Regions from separate parts of the Homo sapiens genome. Here region 2 is linked to region 1. Evidence: chromatin contacts called from ENCODE Hi-C data. All regions are on one chromosome and are shown on one strand. The core of a region is the stretch at or near the end of the contact, and the rest is flanking DNA. Distances in the headings are between cores, read along the strand shown. Region 1 overlaps NTNG2 (netrin G2). Region 2 overlaps TTF1 (transcription termination factor 1).

The links. A loop is a pair of places that touch in the nucleus more often than their neighbours do. Pooled maps may share reads with other maps.
Region 2: a loop to region 1 is called in a pooled map, with 11 times the contacts of the local background. The contact joins two enhancer-like sites. A Hi-C loop is called at or near these places in 2 of 37 single-sample maps with no recorded cell type and 4 of 50 pooled maps.

The regions. Positions count from the first base shown.
Region 1 is chr9:132,240,674-132,244,437 of GRCh38, reverse strand. It overlaps NTNG2 (netrin G2), which reads right to left. Exons shown (of 8, transcript NM_032536.4): 7 at 3,394-3,528; 8 at 1-2,562. The coding sequence ends at 2,327. Among named protein-coding and RNA genes, the nearest start is that of NTNG2, 80 kb to the right of the region's middle. RefSeq lists silencers at 2,179-2,248, 2,719-2,768, 2,919-3,408. Within about 2 kb of position 2,022, at least 15 of the 41 ENCODE cell types and tissues checked have a DNase peak (open chromatin) inside an H3K27ac peak, as active enhancers do.
Region 2 is chr9:132,379,985-132,383,748 of GRCh38, reverse strand. All of the region lies in intron 9 of TTF1 (transcription termination factor 1), which reads left to right. Among named protein-coding and RNA genes, the nearest start is that of TTF1, 25 kb to the left of the region's middle. RefSeq lists an enhancer at 1,329-1,488. Within about 2 kb of position 1,573, at least 6 of the 41 ENCODE cell types and tissues checked have a DNase peak (open chromatin) inside an H3K27ac peak, as active enhancers do.

The DNA.
Region 1 (3,764 bases), core at 773-3,272:
GAGGCCAAGGCCGGAGGCTCACTTGAGCCTAGGAGTTTGAGACCAGCCTGGGCAACATAGTGAGACCTCAACTCTATAAAAATAAGTAGATAAATAAAAGCAGTGCAGAGGTTGCAGCCAAGGCAGGTGTCCCAGGCTCTGCAACTTCCACCCCCGGCTCCACCCTTCACTATCCTGAGGGTGACACTGTTATGCTCAGTGTCTCAAGAAGGCTCCTTCCCCATCCTGCTGACTGAAGAGCAGAGGGAGGGATGAGAGAGAAAAACCAGAGCCACAAACTTGGACAACTGAGGCTTTGTGGGGCGTGGAGGAAGGGATGACTTTTAAGAACTTTCTGGAAGCCCACCCATCAGTCCTGCTTACATCTCACTGCCCAGAGCTGTGTCCCCTGGCCACTCCTATCCACAAGAAGCCCCAGAGAGGTGTTTTATTTTATCTGGGCACTTTGGGTCCCAGGCAGTGGGGTTCTGTGCGTAAGGAAGAATGTGAGGGTAGAGATGGGCCAGCTGCAGGAGGATGCAGGGCCTGTCGGAAGGCACTTCCGGGTCAGCAGGGTGCTGGGGGTGGGAGCAGAGAGAGGAGGCCAGGAGGGGCTGGTGTGTGGGCTCGGGACACTGTGAGTCCTATGCAGTGTCCCGTTGTGCCTCCCCCTCCTTTTCTGTGTTGTAATCTCCTGCTGTCCCCAAGGCCAAGTTTGTTCCACTTGGTCTTAGCTTAGCTTTGGGGACTCAAGGGAAGGACCCAGGTCTAAACCTCGCAGCTGGGAAAGAACAGGTGTGGTGGCAGAAGCCAGTGCTGGGAGCACCTGCAGGTGGAGCAGTGGCAGCAGTTAGCAACCAGGACCGGACCCCCGGCACTGCTCTGAAATAAACATAGGTGGACAGGAGGCTGGACCGAGGGGGAAGTGTGGCCCCAGGGCTGGAGACACCAAGCGGAGATGGGAGAACTGCTGGATCCTCTGAATCAGAGGCCCCAGGGGATGAGCCCCGAATCTAGGAGCTTCCTCACCACTCCCAAGCTGCCCCTGTCCCCTCCAGCACCCCTTCCTAATCTTGAGAAGGTAGGGAGGACAGGGCCGGCACGTCTGGGGTCTCTGCACTGCCCGCCTCTGCCCACCTGGCCATCTGAAACTCTGGAAGGAGGCGGTGGCCGAATTGTGGGTTCAGCTTCATCTGATATTGGACTTGAGGCTCCGGCTGCAACAGGTCTGAGATGACACATCCATCGGAGGTGGCCACCGAGACACAGTATAAATCAGAGCATTGGATTCAACCTCTGCTAGGATTCTCCCTGAGTCATTTCCCTTGGACTTCTGTAGAAAAGGGCCAATACACTCCGGATTTCTTTTTTGGGAAAGGAGGGAGGCAGCCTTTCAGTGTGGGGAGGCTCCTAACAGGTGGGGCACCTGCAGCCTGGCCGCGGGGTGGAAAACTCTGCCAGCCAAGCCTGCGGGGAGGGGGCACTGCCTGCTGGAATCCACAGAAAGGCCCAGGGAAATGGTGGCCCCAGTAGGGAAACCGTTTCTTTAAGGCTGTGTTGTGGATTCCTCTGTAAGCCCCACACCTGCCCACCGTCCCCAACACAGAAAGAAAACAGGCCGTGGAGGCAGCAGTGAGCAAACTCTTTACTCCTCGGATTCTCCACCATCGGCCCCCGCGGTGACCAGTGCTCCCGCCCCGTCCCCCTTGCAGGGGACAGTGAATACAAACAAAAATAGTTCTCTACAGAACGAAGTTTCCAGGCCCCCCACCCCTTCCTTCTCTCCTCCTCCCCCAGACGGTGAGTTCCGTGGTCACCGGGCCTCCGGTGAGGCCTGGGGTCTGGTGGGTTGCAGGAAAAATAAAGAATAGAAAACAGGACCAAGTCAGCGACTGGAATTGTAGGCAACTGGAGGTCGGGGTCCGCCGCCGCCCGTGAGCCTGGCACAGGCCAGGGGGTGTCGGCCACAGTCCCGTGTGTGTAAGTGTGGTGGGAGGCAGGACGGGGTGTGGGGCGAGCAGCGTTTCTCCCGACCCTCTGGCTCACCGCCAGAAAAAAAAAAAAAAAAAGAGAGAGAGAGAAAGACAAAAAAGGAACTGGGCGGCGGATAATACAAAAGAAAAACGAAACCAAATCGCAGGCGCGGGGACCGGAGTCCCAAGGCGCCCCTGCTGCGGGGGGAGGGCAGTGCGGGCGGGAGCGCGGGCCGGGCGGGGGGCCCTGCTGAGTAGCACCTGGGAGCACCTCGGGCCGCACCCTTCTCACCGCCCGGCCTCGGACGCCGGCCCCGCCCCGGGACCCCGGGACCCCCGGCCTCCGGGTGCGGGGAGCGTCCTCCGGGCGGGGCTCAGCGGCCCAGGCGGGCGGCCAGCCCCAGCAGCAGCAGGCAGCCGAGCAGGGTGGCGGGGCGCGGGGCGGCCCCGGGCGCGCGGTCGCAGTCCAGACCGCCGTCATCGTCGGCGGGGTCGCAGCGGGGCTGCTCGCAGCGCACGCCGGTGTAGCCGCGCGGGCAGGCGCAGCGCTGGTTCTGCAGGCAGGTGCCTCCGTTCTGGCACAGCAGCTGGTCGTCGTCGCACACGTTGGCTGCAGGCGGAGGGGGCGGTCAGCACGGGGGGTGGCCCGGTCCCCCCGCCAACCTCCGAGCTCCTGCGAAGCAGGGTGTGCGAGATCCCGGGGGCGCCGTCTGGGCCGGGGATGTAGGAGGCTCCAGGCGCGCTGGGTGCGAAACGTCCCCCCTCGGAGGGTGACGGCGCCCGGGCGAGATCTGGCCCCCGGCTGCCTCCCACCGCTGCCCCTCTCTCCCCGCCCCACTGGCCTCGGTGCTGTTCTTCAGACGCGCCTGCAGTCTCCAGAGCTGTGCACGTGCTGTTCCACGCGCCTGGAGCCTCCTTTCACCCTGTGCCCGCGGCTAACGCCGACTTGGACAGCCTCCCTCCCTCTGTCCCCGCAAATACCTTTCCAACCAACCCCAGCTCGGTCTTTCTCGTAGTTCCCACCAGGCACCACCGTGCCTCAGGTCGCATCAGGCCCCGCCCCGAGCTCTTGGACCCGCCCCTCGGCCCGGCCCCGGACCTCAGCAGCATCCTGTCCCCGCCCACCTGCCAGCTCCGTCTCGCTAGGCCCCGTCCACCGCCCCCGGGTCGGCCCCATCTCACCAGGCCCCTGCCAACTATCCCAACCCTGCCCCGCTCTCACTAGGCCCCACCCACTGCCCCGGCCCTGCCCCGTCTCGCGAGGCCCCGCCCACCGCCTCTTCCCCGTCCCACTAGGCCCCACCCACTTCCCCGGCCCTGCCCCGTCTTGCTAGGCCCAGTCCACCGCCCCTGCCCCGTCCCACTAGGCCCCGCCCACTGCCTCGGTCCTGCCCCGTCCCCTTTCCGCAGGCCCCGCCCACGGGGGACGGCGCGCACTCACGGTAGCAGCCCTGGCGCCAGTAGTGCGTGGGGAGGCAGTCGTCGCACTTGGGGCCCGCCGCGCCCTCGCGGCACTCGCAGAAGCCGGTCTCGTTGCACCGGTCGTGCACGGAGCCTATCTGGTTGCAGTTACACTCTGGACGGACACGGGCACGGGCGCGCGGTCAGGGCTACGTGTGGGCGCCGTCTTCTCGGACCCCCACTCTCCCGGCCTCGCAGGGAGCATCTCCACACTCCCCAGGGGATGCTCCCCACACTGGGTCCACGTGAGCCCGCGGCTGGACGGCAGGTGGGGACTTCCCAGGGTGGCCAGGCCTGGAGAGAAGACTCTGGCTTCCTTCCTTGGGATCAAACACGTCCCAGCCCCACCTT
Region 2 (3,764 bases), core at 324-2,823, 140 kb before region 1:
ATGTGTGTGTTTATTCGAGACTTCCAGTCTCTGTGCTCTGGACCAAATAAATCAGACCAGCCCTCCCTCCAGCCCACCTGCCACCGAAGACACCCAAGAAAGGCAAATGAAATGTATGCAAAGTCTCTTAAAGGCTTCAAAAAGCTAAACAAGTTGCAAGAGTAACAGAAAGAACCCCGCATCCCCTTTACCCATAGTCGCCTCTTCTGAACATTCTGCTACGTTCACTTTATCATCCCTCTCTCCCTCCTCCAAGGGAATACGGTTTTTCCCATAACCATTCAAGAGTTAGTGGCAGATACCACTTCCCAAGCAAGGATGTTATTTTACATAACCATAGTACAATCGAGAATCAGGAAGTTTCACATTGATATAGTACACCCTCTAAAACATAGTCCACATTCAGATTTCACCAGTTGTCCCAGTAATGTCCTTGATAGCATTTTCCCCCTTTAATAATTGTTCCATTTCCTTAGTGTCCTTTTTTTTTTTTTTTTTGAAGACAAGAGTCTTACTCTGTTGCCCAGGCTGGAGTTACAATGGTGTGATCTCAGCTCACTGCACCCTCTGCCTCCCAGGTTCAAGCAATTCTTGTGCCTCAGCCACCTAAATAGCTGGAATTAGAGGCATGCACCACCCTGCCTGGCTAGTTTTTTTTTTAATTAGTTAATTTTTTTTTTTTTGAGACGGATTTTCACTCTTGTTGCCCAGGCTGGAGTGCAACAGCGTGATCTCGGTTCCCTGCAACCTCCACCTTCCGGGTTCAAGCAGTTCTCCTGTCTCAGCCTCTGAATAGCTGGGATTACAGGTACCTGCCACCATACCTGGCTAATTTTTGTATTTTTAATAGAGACAAGGTTTCACCATGTTGGCCAGGCTGGTCTCAAACTCCTTACCTCAAGTGATCCACCCACCTCAGCCTCCCAAATTGCTGAGATTACAGGCGTGAGCCACCACACCTGACTTTTTTTTTTTTTTTTTTTTTTTGTATTTTTAGTAGAGATGGGGTTTTGCCATGTTGCCCAGGCTATGCTTGAACTCCTGGCCTTAATCCCTCTCAAAGTGCTGGGATTACAGACGTGAGCCACCATGCCCGGCCTTCCTTACTGTCTTTTAATCTATGAAGATCGTCCATCTTTGCTGTTGATGGTAGTGAAATTTTGGAGGAATACAGGCTAGGTGTTTTGTAGAATGTCCGCAGTTGGCACTTGTCTGGTATTTCCTCTTGAGGAGATTCAGGCTGTGTCCTTCGGGCAGGAGTACAGCATATTCCTGATGTTTGCTATCACTGCATTACGTCACAAGGTACATAATTCTCGTTTTGACTTTTTTTTATTATTTAGCTAAGGCAGCATCTGCCTCTTTTCCCCACTGTATAAAAATACTGGTTCTTCCTTTGGTGGTAAGAAATGGCTGTGGGAAGACATTTTAAGACTATATAAAGATCCTGTTCCTCTTTAAGCTTCTGTCAGTTTCCTTGTGGTTTTCATTTGCATTTCTCATGTGAGAAGTGAGATTGAACATGGCTCTTGTGTTTATAAGCTGTCTCTCTTTCCCTTCACTGTGAGCCTTCACTGCACATAGCTCTTGCATTTTAATCAGTTCCTGCGATTGGAGGGCCCACCACTCTCGATATCTCAACTTACTGCTTGCTACGCAAGGGAGAGCTGGGCTGCAGAGCACAGGCCCTCTACGTGTTGCCGAGCATCATGGGGCTCGGGGATCAGTGACTTTCAGATGCAGGGATGTTGAGGGATTGTTTGGCCTTTGGTTTTGGAAGGTAGACAGTGGGGTGAGGCTGCTGCAGCCTGGCTGACTTCCAGAAGTGTGGCTACTGGTGTGAGGTCGCCATTGGTCCATTAGGAAAGATTTTGTTTTGTTTCTAGTCAATATTCTGCGGAACCATTAGGGAGGGTTTAAACTGGTTCTGGTGGTTAGTTATTTATGGTTTGGGATTATAACCAAACAAGAAAGGACAATCCGTCTCTTCCTTCTTGAATGTGGAGAATTGGAAATTCTTAGTCCAGGCCCTGCCAGGACTCACAGATACATGCCGTGGTCCCAAAGTCTTTTCTTTTCTAGCTCATCTGAGGGGCAGGGTGCCCACTCTTCAGCATCATAGGCCCCAAGCAGGGAGGGTGCCAGGTGCTTTGAAGGAGGTGACGCTGATGTGCACCCCACCAGCTCCCATCTTGAGAACGACTTACATTGACAAAGCCCTTTATAATGTCAAACCACTTTTTAAAAATTCAACTTTTCGGCCGGGCGTGGTGATTCACGCCTGTAATCCCAGCACTTTGGGAGGCCAAGGCGGGTGGATTGCTTGAGGTCAGGAGTTTGAGACCAACCTGCCCAACATGGTGAAACCCCATCTCTACTAAAATACAAAAATTAGCTGGGCGTGGTAGCAGGTACCTGTAATCCCAGCTACTGGGGAGGCTGAGGCAGAATTGCTTGAACCCAGGAGGAGGAGGTTGCAGTGAGCCGAGATTGCGTCACTGCACTCCAGCCTGGGCCACAGAGCCAGACTCCATCTCAAAAAAAAAAAAAATTCAGCTTTTCCATTAAATTTGTGTATGCTTTGTGACATTTCTTCAGATCACATGATTTTTAAAACTAAAATGGGTTTTTATGGTTTTAAATAAAATTACATGTTTAAAAACTGATTATTAAGCTGCACGTGGTGACACATGCCTGTTGTCCCAGCTACTCTGGAGGCTGAAGTGGGAGGATCGCTTGAGCCTGGGAGCCAGAAGTTGCAGTGACCCGAGATCACGCCACTGCATTCCAGCCTGGGTGACAGAGTGAGACCCTGTCTCAAGAAAATAAATTAAATAAAAATAAATAAAAGGGCCCCACAAAATCCAGGTAGGGGGTAACTGATGAACTGATTACCTATTTCAGATTTACGAATCTCAAAACTCTAAGATAGAGATTATGGCATCTAGTCAAATACTATTTGAAATACTACGTACTCTCAAAGTTTTAATAACAAAATGGTAAAAATTATATTGAAGGTTCAGTCTCCTCAGATTCTTAAAGACTTTGTGAATTATATAGGCAGGATTTAAGGATAGCATCTCCACCTAATGAGGTGTAACACTTGCTTGGTTTTAAAACGTCCAGATCAGTTCTTGTTGCTTCCTGAAGCATGGGCTTGGGTCTGCAGCATGTTGGGCGCACAGCATTATGGGAAGGGAAAAGGCACAGGCTGCCGTAGAGCTGGGGTTTCAGAGTGAGACAGATTTGGCATAGAGTCCAGGGACTCCACTTAAAGTCTGTGGGCAGTTGTTCCCTATTTGTCTGAGCCTTTGTTTCCTCATCTGCATTATGGTTTAATAGGCTGTCAGGAAGGCTAAAGGAGATAATGGGCCAGGTGCAGTGGCTCATGCCTGTAGTCCCAGCACTTTGGGAGGCCAAAGCAGGTGGGTCACCTGAAGTCAGGAGTTCAAGACCAGTCTGGCCAGCATGGTGAAGCCCTATCTTTACTAAAAATACAAAAATACAAAAATTTAGCTGGGCGTGGTGGTGGGCACCTGTAATCCCAGCTACTCAGGAGGCTGAGCCAGGAGAACAACCTGAACCTTGGAGGCAGAAGTTGCAGTGAACTGAGAATGTGCCTCTGCACTCCAGCCTGGGTGACAGAGCGAGACTCCATCCAAAAAAAAAAAAGAAGATAATGCGAGAAAGAGACATTGTCTGGTACCTGGCACATACGTCCTCAGCTAGTGGTTGCTGTGATGAAGAGGTCGGAAGAATCTGAT